2 separate regions of the Mus musculus genome follow, and region 1 is linked to region 2. The links are chromatin loops, found by intact Hi-C in ENCODE. Cell type or tissue: gastrocnemius. All regions are shown on one strand. Each heading gives the region's core, and the rest is flanking DNA. Links, peaks and the distances in the headings are about the cores only.

Region 1 (5,375 bases), core at 201-5,200, 150 kb before region 2:
CAGTGGCCTCTCTATGGTGCTGAATGACACCCAGAGTTTTATATACACGGAAAACTGCCTTTAAGATTAAAGGTGAAAAAAAATATTTCACAATTCAAAGGATAATTCACTATTAGCAGACTCCTCTAAAAGGAACTGAGAAGGCATTTCATAGGCTCCAGGGAAATGACAACGGTTAGCTATTCAAACCTTCAAGGAGGAATGAAGACCACTAGAAATGGCAAACAAGAAGATGGAGAGAGAGCCAGTCTCCTCACACCAAGGTCTAAAGCACACAACTAATTTATATTAAAGCAAATGCAATTTTATTAATGTTTAGACAAAAGCTCTGTTTACAATGAAGTTTCAGAATGCACGTGGATGTAATATGTAAAATAACCACTGTAACCTCCCTTCAGCCTGATGTGGATACATTCGAGGGTTTCTTCTAAACGTAATATCTTGCCATATTATGAAGCATACTATGAAGCTCAGATGATTATCCTTGGAAGGAAGCAGGCACTAACTTATTTTGGCAAAGAGCCAGATATTATTGTTCAGCCTTACAGCGTAGGTCAAGACACTTGGCTGAAGCAGCACAGTACAGATTGGTTGCTTGCTCAAATAGGGTTTAAAGGAACTATAGACAGCCACTACCCTCAAGATAGGTTGATAAAATTTTTGAATGTGCATGAAGTGATATTTCCTAATATGACCTCTTTACAACCCTTACACAATGCTGTTCTGGTGTTTACTGATGGCTTTTCTAAAGGGTGAGCTGGATATCTTATAATCAACAGGTAATCATAAAGACTCCTGGCCTCTCAGCTCAGTTAGCAGAATTAACAGCAGTACTGAATGTCTTTCAGTCTGTACATGAGGCTTTTAATATTTTTACTGATAGTTTATATGTTGCACAATCAGTACCCTTATTAGGACCTGTGGCACGTTTAACTTTAATACGCCAGCAAGATTCCTGTTTTCACAATGGCAAAACATCATTCTTGCCTGAAAACACCTGTTCTATATTGGCCACATATGATCTCATTCTGGTCTTCCTGGACCTTTAGCTGAAGACAATGATTGCATCGACTGAGCTCTAATAGAAGCCTTAATTTCAGATCCTGTTGCTTTGGCCAAATGTGATCATGAAAAATTTCATCTCTCTAGCCATAACCTTAAGGCTCCAACATAAAATCACTAAAGGGCAGACAAGAATGATTACAAAACAATGTCCTAAATGTATTACATTATCTCCAGTGCCACATTTAAGAGTTAATCCACGAGGTCTTATGCCTAATCATACTTGACAAATGGGTGTAACTCATGCAGAATTTGGAAAATTAAAATATATACATGCTTGTATTGACACTTGTTCAAGATTTCTTTTTGCTTCTGTGCATACTGGAGAAGCCTCCAAAAATGTAATTGATCATTGCCTACAAGCCTTTAATGCCATGGGATTGCCTAAACTTATTAAGACAGATAACGGACCATCCTATTCTAGCAAAAATTTTACTTCATTTTGTAAAGAATTTGGCATCAAACATAAAACTGGAATTCCTTATAACCCCATGGGACAAAGAATAGTTGAACATGCTCATCACACTTTAAAAAATTGACTTTTAAAAACAAAACAGGGGCTGTTATATCCCCCAAGGTCACCAAACGCACATCTTGCTTTTGCTTTATTTGTTCTAAATTTTTTGCAAACTGATGTTAAAGGTCAGACTGCAGTGGATCACCACTGGCATCCAGTTACTTCTAGTTCTTATGCCATGGTAAAGTGGCGGGACCCATTAACTAATGAATGGAAGGGTCCAGACCCAGTCCTAATCTGGGGAAGAGGCTCGGTCTGTGTTTTTTCACAAAAAGAAGACGGAGCTCATGGCTACCTGAAAGATTAGTTCGTCAACTGGACACAGATCCTGAATCTTCCATTAAGTATGACTCTGACCTTGATTATAGCTAAAATCCTCTTTAGTTGAAAAGTTAATTTGGAGCACAGCCTCCTCTCCCAGAAAGTTACAGCCTTTCTGTGATTCTCAAAGTCACCTCCCCCACACCAGGAGCTCTAAGTCTAGCCTGATCGTTGCTAATTTGCAATTGAATGGAGTACCTGGACTTCTCCAAAGAAGCTTTTTGTACTTTTGCTTTTCACTGTCTCGACTTTGTTTTTCAAGCAGGTCAGTCAATGCCCTTCAGCCTGACTGCAGCAGGTGTGCAGCCCCGCCTCCAACAGCGCAGGTGGCAGTTATTAATCCTCATCAAGAAGCATTCTAAGTACATATTGTGGCTTTGGTCTGAATTGGGAATAACGTGTGCTAATGAGGGCTGGACAGTCTCAGATCTCAGAACCATACGAATTTAAGACAGGTACATGCCAAAAGGCCGTGGCTGTTGATAACACACCACAAAGCCATGTTTGTGTGAAATATAACACAAACTAGCTGCACTTAGTAGCCTCTAAGATGGAATTGGATGGTTCGGAAAGATCTAAGATTTCATTTCACTTAAGGAGGAATCAATGTAGGCAAAGATTTCATAAACTTCAACAGTTATTATAAACTCATTATTTTCTGTCCAAGCTGTGACATCTTTTAAGGCAGCTTTACCCTTCCAGGAGTCCACAGGACTTGTGGGCTGTATGACAGTTGCAAATTGACCCTAGTTCCTTTCATGGGATTGAGGAGATGTTCCAATCGTCTAAGCAGAAAATGAAGGTAAAATTCTAATGAAGGTCAACAATATACATATAAGTAATTCTATTTCTGTGAGGCTTTTTATATTAAAATTAAAGGGATACAGTTGAGCTCAGGCTTGCCTGCAATAAAGCAAAGTGGTCAGACTCTAAGGAAGCATTGCTAACCCTGACTGTGATGACTAAAACATGGTGATTACGAAGACACACAGGTGCTCTCTGAGAATGCCTTCAGTTAATGCACAAGAGTAAACACACCTCTCTTTTTTCAGGACAGTCATTTACTTTCTTCCAAATCTCTGGTATTTTAGATCTGACTGCTGTCAAGTACACTGCTATAATAAAAGACAACAGGCAGGGGGCAGCAGACTTCAAACAGGAACAAGCAAACATTGTCCTAGGTACAACCACTACCAGCTGAAGCCCCTAGGTCCTGGCCTTTAATGACTCCTCAGTTGTCATCCATTTAAAATTTCAAATTATTTAGATTTAAGCCATCAGATATATTGACATGACAAATCAAAGTGTCACTCACATTATGATTCAGAATGAAAGCTCTTAAAAGTCCTTGTGTGTAATCTGTGTAATTATCAGAAGCGAAGGTTTGTCTATGCAGTGTTCAATATTTCTCTACTCTTTCATGATGACGGCCACAGAAATTATTGATGCCCAGGGAAAAATCTGTACAATTCTGGTAAGATGTGAGATGGTTGGAAAATGTCTAGCGCTATAAAACACTGAAAACTCTTACAGTAGTATAATGAGAGATATACTACTCATTATGCAAGAGGCGTGAGACTCTGCACTGCAAAAGAGAAGACAGCACCCGAGGCGAGTTAGGATGAAGCTAGGAGAGAGGTCCTGGATGCTTCTTGTATGATTTTGTTATGTCCCATTACAGTTCCACGGCACGGCATTTCGTTTTGAGTTTTAGAGAAACGTCAATCATGGTGAGACTGACATTGAGTTACAATTGTCATGTCAGCTCTGTTATTAATAACAAGAACACATTATAGAAAAAAAAAACTTACCGGTTTTCCTTGAACTCCCCTCTCCCCAGGGCTTCCAGCCTTACCCTACACATGAGAGAAAAAAAATGCTTAGGTCATTCAGCCTTCTCAAATAGCACAAGGGAACGTCAGAATGCTCGTGCTTGAGGAGACCACGTGGCTTGCTACTCACGGGGAGGCCAGGAAGCCCTCTTTTCCCTTGGTTTCCTTTTTCACCCTATGAAAATATCAATATCACATGGACTGGTCAGAACTTGAGCCATGGTTTTAATGGTACTACACAGAAAACAGGGCATCAAGTACACAGTTCAATATTAAAAAGGATACATGGCTGATATGTATTAAACACTATGCGGTAGTATTTCAATATACAGGACATAATGGCTCTGCCACATTTAACTGCGCGTGAAATGGAGAATCAGCAAGTACCTTAGCACCATGTCCTCCTTGATCCCCTGCAAGGCCATCTGGTCCTCTGGGTCCCTATAGGTAGAAGGACAATATCCCATTGTTAATTTGAAATGCTCCCCTTAAAAGCAAATAATAATCAAGTCCACGTTTTAAAGGATTCATTCCACAGAGTAAGTTCAATGAGTGCAGAATTAGCTATAAGAGTTGATGAGGTGTTTCTAACCTAAGTTGATTCTTTTTCTTTTCTTTCTCTTTCTCTTTCTCTTCCTCTTCCTCTTTCTCTTTCTCTTTCTCTTTCTCTTTCTCTTTCTCTTTCTCTTTCTCTTTCTCTTTCTCCCTTTTCCCTTCTTTTTCCTTTCTTTTTCCCTTCTTTTTCCCTTTTTCCCTTTCCCCTTTTCCCCTTCTTTTTCCCTTCTTTTTCCCTTCTTTTTTCCCTTTTTCCCTTTTTTCCCTTTTTCCCTTTCCCTTCCCCTCCCCTCCCCCTTTCCTTCCCTTTTTCTTTTCCTTTCCTTTCCTTTCCTTTCCTCTCCTTTCCTTTCCTTTCCTTTCTCTCTTTCTCTCTTTCTCTCTTTCTTTCTCTCTCTCTCTTTCTTTCTCTCTCTCTTTCTCTCTCTCTCTCTTTCTCTCTCTCTTCCTCTTTCTTTCTCCCTTTCTCCCTTTCTTCCTTTCTTTCTTTCTTTCTTCCTTCCTTCCTTCCTTCCTTTCTTTCTTTCTTTCTTTCTTTCTTTCTTTCTTTCTTTCTTTCTTTCTTTCTTTCTTTCCAGCAGTCCTGAGGGATTTATTCTTAAAATGGCTCTAAGTTAACTTAAAAGATCCTGGGTTGTTTGCCTAGGCAGTCTTAAGTTTCATTATTTTGGAATTGTTCTCTCTGCATTTTTAGAAAATGAATGTTCAGGACACTGCACTTGCTATGTGTCCACTGGACAGCAGCTACTGGAAGATGGCAGGGGCTCAGAACAGGGACAGAATGGCACTTGTGGGCAAATCTTCTCAGTATCTACTCAGGAATTACCTGTAGAGAAGAGCCAGCTGCTCTCATACAGCGATAAGTCTCGCTTTCTAAAGCATATGTATCTTGAAGGGCTCTGTAACAGACTTAAATTCTACGTGGACACCCTCTGTAGAAAGGAGGTAGCTATTGCTGTCCCGACATGTAATTATGAGTTTCTTCATCATGGAACACTAAGTTATTTAATACTTAATTTATTTTTATGATTTCATAGAAAGAGTAATTAGTTCAAGGGAGAAGTGGTTGTACAAAGGACCAAGAGAAG
Region 2 (5,375 bases), core at 271-5,270:
ATTATCTGCAGCCCATACCCACTGGTTCCTGTTATGGAACAAGTTTGGCATCGTGAGATATTCATGATGGGCCAGGCTCCTGGTCCCGGACCTGGAGGTGCCCTCAGGGAGACCAAGGAGGATGAAACTTCATCTAGGACCTGCTGCCCACTTCAGCACCTTTCCATAAACCTTTACTGCCCCAATCCACCAGGTGTCATTTTCTCCAGAAGTTCCACCAACGTGTGTACAATCCTGTTTATTCTCTGGGTCCTACCAGCATCCCCTACATCAATCATCTGAACCCAATACAAACTCCAAACTGCCCAAGAACATATCCTGGGACCCTCTAGAAGGGCCTTGCAAACCATACAAGACAGGGGCCATTGACAGATCCATGTAAACACACCATAGGAAGTATTACTTGGCTATTTGAGCTGGGTGCAGTGGCTCAGAGAGCAACTTTGCAGTGGGAGTTGCCAAGAAGAGAGGACCTTGCCCTCTGAACAGAACTTGGGGGTCTTCCACAAAGCTCCAGTCCGCAGAGGATCAGGCCCTACAGGATCGTAGCAGGATATTAACCTGAAAGATGCACTTAGTCCTGTAAGATAGTACACATTCACGTCCCACCCTGCTTGGCTCTCTTGGAAGATCCATACTTTGGAATGGTTATCAAGAAAATCCGAATCAAAAGCCTGATCTGTACGAGACTCTCTGGGAAGACCACCGGGAGAGCTTCTAGGATCTGGAGACTACTAGACTCCCACCCTGTGAGGACACCACGGGTGTCCGAAGTATATTGGCTTCATTGTGTCTCCAGGTTTGTGCCTGAAGGTGCACATGGCTCTTCAGCAGGGGACATTCACACAAAGCTTGCAGAGATCAGGGCAGAAAGCACAGGAGAGATCCTACACAGGGCTGGGCAGCACATGTGCACCCAACCATTGCCACAAGGCGGGCTTTCTCCACTCACGCCTCCACCAGTGCTCAGCTGACTTGGGCAACTTGGCCCCTGTCCTCCTCCCACCTACAACTCAGCAGCCTTCCTCCCTGTATCTCAGGGATCAGATGCAAACTTGGATAACCCACTGGCCCCTATAGGGGCACCCAGGCAGGCTGCCAACGATCCGTCAAGCCCACACTTTTCCCCAGCGTAGGGATAAGGACAGGTATGGTATCTACAGGGGAAAGAGGTCTGCCTGCACGTCCTACCCTTTCATGCCTTCCAACCCTATCCTGGCTGTGAGCACTACTTCTCCACTGACAGAACGTATGTCAGGGCTAGCTACAACTCCAGATGCGAGAGTTATGTCTGTTGGTCTTCTAAAAAAACAGAGAAAGAATTAAAAGAGGTGACCCCCTCAGATCCTCCGGCTTTCTGGGCTCTGTAGATAGGCATCCTTTCTCACCACCTAAATTTAACCCCAATCCTGTGCTTGCGGAATCCACAGGATTGCTGGTGTCCTAGCAGTCATCCAGGCTGGGTGCCCCAGACAGCTGGAAGTAGGACTTCAGCCAAAACTGAAAGAGGAAAAGGGGAGGGGGTGAGAGGATAGTTGGAGTTAGAGCCCAGGCGGGTGTCAGAGCGGCTCTGCAACCGCCTGGGGCAGTGGCCGAGGGGATGTTGGGACACAGGCCAGCAAGCTTTTCCTCCTCAGCCACAGGATTGCTTTAGCATAAACTGAGACTCGCTGGCAGAAGCTTGCTTCCTTTCAAACACGGTATTTTACAAGTTGAGAAGTCAAGAGGAGGAGGATGCCACGGCAGCTCGCAGGCTCCCTACTCCAAAAGGTACCAAGGAGCACAGATCTCCAGCTCCACTGCGGATTCAGTGGGTGGTGAGAGGGGGTTTGGTCTAAAGCCCCTTCCTCCCCCCTCGGGCGGCGGGTGGGCTACTTACGTTTCTGTGGTGGGGGAGACCTTTCCATGCCTTGTCCTGTAGGCTCCTAAATGCATTTGTATGCATTTGTCCCTGCAGCAAAGCACTAACGGAAAACAGAAGCCAGCTCCGAACTGCTAAAGGTGCAGGTACTGTCCATGAAAAGGGGGAAAATCACATGAGAACCATGCTCCTACCCGCAGAACGGAGTGTAGGGTGGGGTAAGGGATGAAGCAGTATGGGGGTAGGAAGCAGCACCCAGGGAGAAAGATAGCTAGGATGCTCCCTGCCTGACTGCAGCCGGGGTCGCTCTCCCCTGGGGGGACCAGAGGTGAGAGAGACTTCACCCTGAGGCAGTTGGGAGCAGCGGCAACAGCCAGAGCTAGGTTTCCAGAGCAGCCCTGGAGTTCACTTGCGGTTCAAAGGAGACTCCGTGACTCCAGAAGAGCTCTCTGCTTTGGGCCTGGGAGGAGAAAGGCGGGGTGGGAGGTGGGGGTGGGAAGAAGGAGATGAAAGTAGGGGAGGAAGTCCTTGGGAGCAGCCTGCGCCCAAACATTTGTCAAACAAGCACACACACCCACTTGGGAAATCAAGTTGGTGCCGAGGGGGCCGGTGGCAACTGCAGGCGCTTGACTGCCGGCTGCTTCGCCTGGAAGAAGAGGAGCCTAGTAAATCCGGCTGGTGTTAAATTTCACCGCGCACTGACTTGCAATGACGTCACTAAACACGGAGCACACCTCCCCCTCTGCCCCGCAACCTTCTTCCACCCCAGAGCTGCCCCCAGCTGCCCTGGTCCACCAACCTAGCAGGGTCAGGCTGGGCTAGCTGCACCCTGAGCTCTCAAGTGACCTTTTGCCACCCCTTGAGATGTACCCACTTCCTAGCTGTAGGTGATTTGGGGTCACTCCTTCCTCTCTCTCCCTGTACCAGTGGGTTCTCATTTCATGTGTGTCTCTTGCATGCCTCTCCATCCATCAGGCTTTTTCTTTACTATCTTTCTTCACACCTGGGATCCTCCTGAGCTCAGCTAATTTTTTATTCCTTTCCCTGCTTGGGGGGGGGGGGGTCCCAGTGGTCTTAGTAATGAAGCAGACCGGCTTCCGTTGTTGTTGCCTGTCTCTTTCTCCATTAACTGCCCTTCCCATATACTATCTCTAGTGACTTTCCTGTAATTCACCTTTCCACTTAGTCCCTGGGCCTGACTCTGTTACAAGTCTAGATTCGTACTGTGCACTCATGCAAGGACCTGCTATCACACAGCCTTACAACTTACACCTCTGATTGCTGTGACAGGCTTTCAGTCTGAGTTCCTATTTTCAGTCTTTTAATACTGGAAAGTCGAGCTTATGAATTTGCTCATAATAAAAACACTAAATATTCTCATCTAATTTTTCTGACTGATGTTTGTAAATTTAGTGAGACCCACATCTATCTATTCTTTGGCTGTCTGTTATGCTTTTAGCACCTACAACCACGTGACGTGTCTACTGAGGGAGGACCGTGTGTGACAATACCCTTTCTCTACAGTTTCTACTCTCTGCATCCTCAGCTAATGGTCTTTCCATTTGCTGAGCAGGAGCCCGCCTTGGGGCAACAGTGAAGGTTAAAGTCCAACAATGCAAAAATCTGATATTACTCTCATACCATATTTTTTCTCTAGGACTGGACTTTGATCTGCCTTCCTCTTTAATTGCTAACTGTTGATTTTGCAATGATGCTTCATTGATAGAAAAGTAACAAAATATTGGCATTCTTATAGATCCTTTCTCTGTCATGCCTCAAGTTCCCTGTAGAAACTTCTCTGCAGAGTAGGTGTGTACACCCATCAATGCATTGACAGTGGATTCTGTTTCCAAGGAACAGACTATGAAAATGTAGATCAAAGTCGAACTTATAAACCTATGTGCAGAACCACAGGAGACAGAACTCAAAGCACAGTGTAACAACTGAAATGTAAGAGCATCATACAGTATCAGCACTGTCCTAGGTAGATGTACACTTCATTTATCCTCTAAATAAATCCTTTATAATAGCCATTGACTTTTATCTCCATTATACAAAGGAGGAAATTAAGTCAGGAAGAAGTTAAATCCCCTAAGATCATTACACTGATAAGACTCAAACCAGTTCAGACCGGCTTTGGATGCAGTGCAAGTTTCCAATATCCCCTTTTTTCCTTTCTTACTCATTTCTCCCTCCTTCCTCTTTTTCACAAAAGTTTTAAGACAAGGAGTTAGGAAAATCACACACAATACTCTGCCGTGGTTGCTATGAAGATGCAAGATTCTGTGTATAACAGAGGTGATGGATTTGTAACAGTTTGAACCTAATTTGAAACAATTAGTCTTAAATATAAACACTATTTTTTTTTTAGAGATGAGACCCCTTTAAGGAAGAAAACAATTACATTCATGTAATTATTTATCAATAAATGTTTATGCAAAAACATTAGGCTATCAGTAATTCTAGACAGAGTGGAGGAGGAGGCAGGGTAGAGGCAAAAGATCAGAGCTCACTGTTCACGCAGACCAGCGAGTAGGGAGTTCTAAGGTCAGTGAGAGACTGCCTCACAGGATAAGGTGAAAACTTACAGTAGAAGATAGCAGATGTTTAGCTTCTGCCTCCGTACACATATGACACATATATGCACACAAATGCACATATGCGTATGGTATGCACATGCACACACCAAGAAGATAGTATTTTAAAGTGTGCTTATGTGACTAAGGAAAGGTAGATCCTTAAGAGCTAGGCTTCAGGACAGACGGACAAAAGAGGAGTTAGTCAAGCTTGCATAATTACACTGCCGGTGGGGGATGCTATATTTGAGATGTCATGTTGAAAGTTTATCTCAAACAAAAACAAAAAACTTCCCAATGATTTTTCACTCATAATATGTTAAAGCCAACTAGAGCCCTCTACTGGAACAGAGTTCCTGGAGGGGCAGCATTTACATCTAAAGCTAAGAAATGGCAGGATACCTCATCCACATCCAGAGACAGACGGAGGTCCTCCTACTCCCCAGGCCACCACTCATTCACTAGCCCAACACTAATTTCTGCAATGCCATCCTATCAAAACAGAACTATTACTTCTCACCAACAGAAAGAACTGGGATGTGGGGAAGGGGCCTTAGAGGGCTCACAATTACAAGGAAGAACAACCAGCAGGTGCTTGCTTAGCCATCTTCGGAATTTTCCAAAGGTAACTGAGTGGTAATTGAGCGGACCAAACCTATAGGGAAACAAAGATTTTTGCTTCAAATGTAATGGAATATAGACTATGATCTTTGGATTTTAATAGGATTTTAAAAAGTCTCTCTCCCGTGTGTGTGTGTGTGTGTGTGTGTGTGTGTGTGTGTGTGTGCCTATGTGCTCACACAGATACTGAAGGAGGACAGACGAGGGTGTCAGGTCCTCTGGAGTTGCAGGTAGTTGTGGGTCATCTGACACGAGTGCTAGAAAGCAAACTTAGGTCCTCTGGAAGAGCAGGAAGTGCTCTTAACCACGGAGCCATC

Evidence for each region. Hi-C counts contacts between places; a loop is a spot of excess contacts. Peaks named below come from ENCODE experiments on the same cell type or tissue, not always from the same donor. Only the 100,000 strongest peaks of a DNase experiment are listed, where the experiment ranks them.
Region 1: a loop joins it to region 2, with 2.5 times the contacts of the local background. A loop is called at or near these places in 2 of 42 quality-filtered maps.

Annotation. Positions count from the first base shown.
Region 1 is chr3:145,440,146-145,445,520 of GRCm38, reverse strand. Col24a1 (collagen, type XXIV, alpha 1) reads right to left here. Exons shown (of 60, transcript NM_027770.3): 29 at 4,120-4,173; 30 at 3,863-3,907; 31 at 3,712-3,756. Among named protein-coding and RNA genes, the nearest start is that of Gm35133, 51 kb to the right of the region's middle. In gastrocnemius, for the core only: a CTCF peak has its summit at 3,033; a DNase peak (open chromatin) is centred at 3,042.
Region 2 is chr3:145,289,668-145,295,042 of GRCm38, reverse strand. It overlaps Col24a1 (collagen, type XXIV, alpha 1), which reads right to left and starts at 2,571. Exons shown (of 60, transcript NM_027770.3): 1 at 1,880-2,571. The coding sequence starts at 1,935. In gastrocnemius, for the core only: no CTCF peak of the experiment used is centred there; DNase peaks (open chromatin) are centred at 1,590, 1,837, 2,216, 2,521 and 1 more place; H3K4me3 peaks cover 1,885 bases; H3K27ac peaks cover 2,016 bases.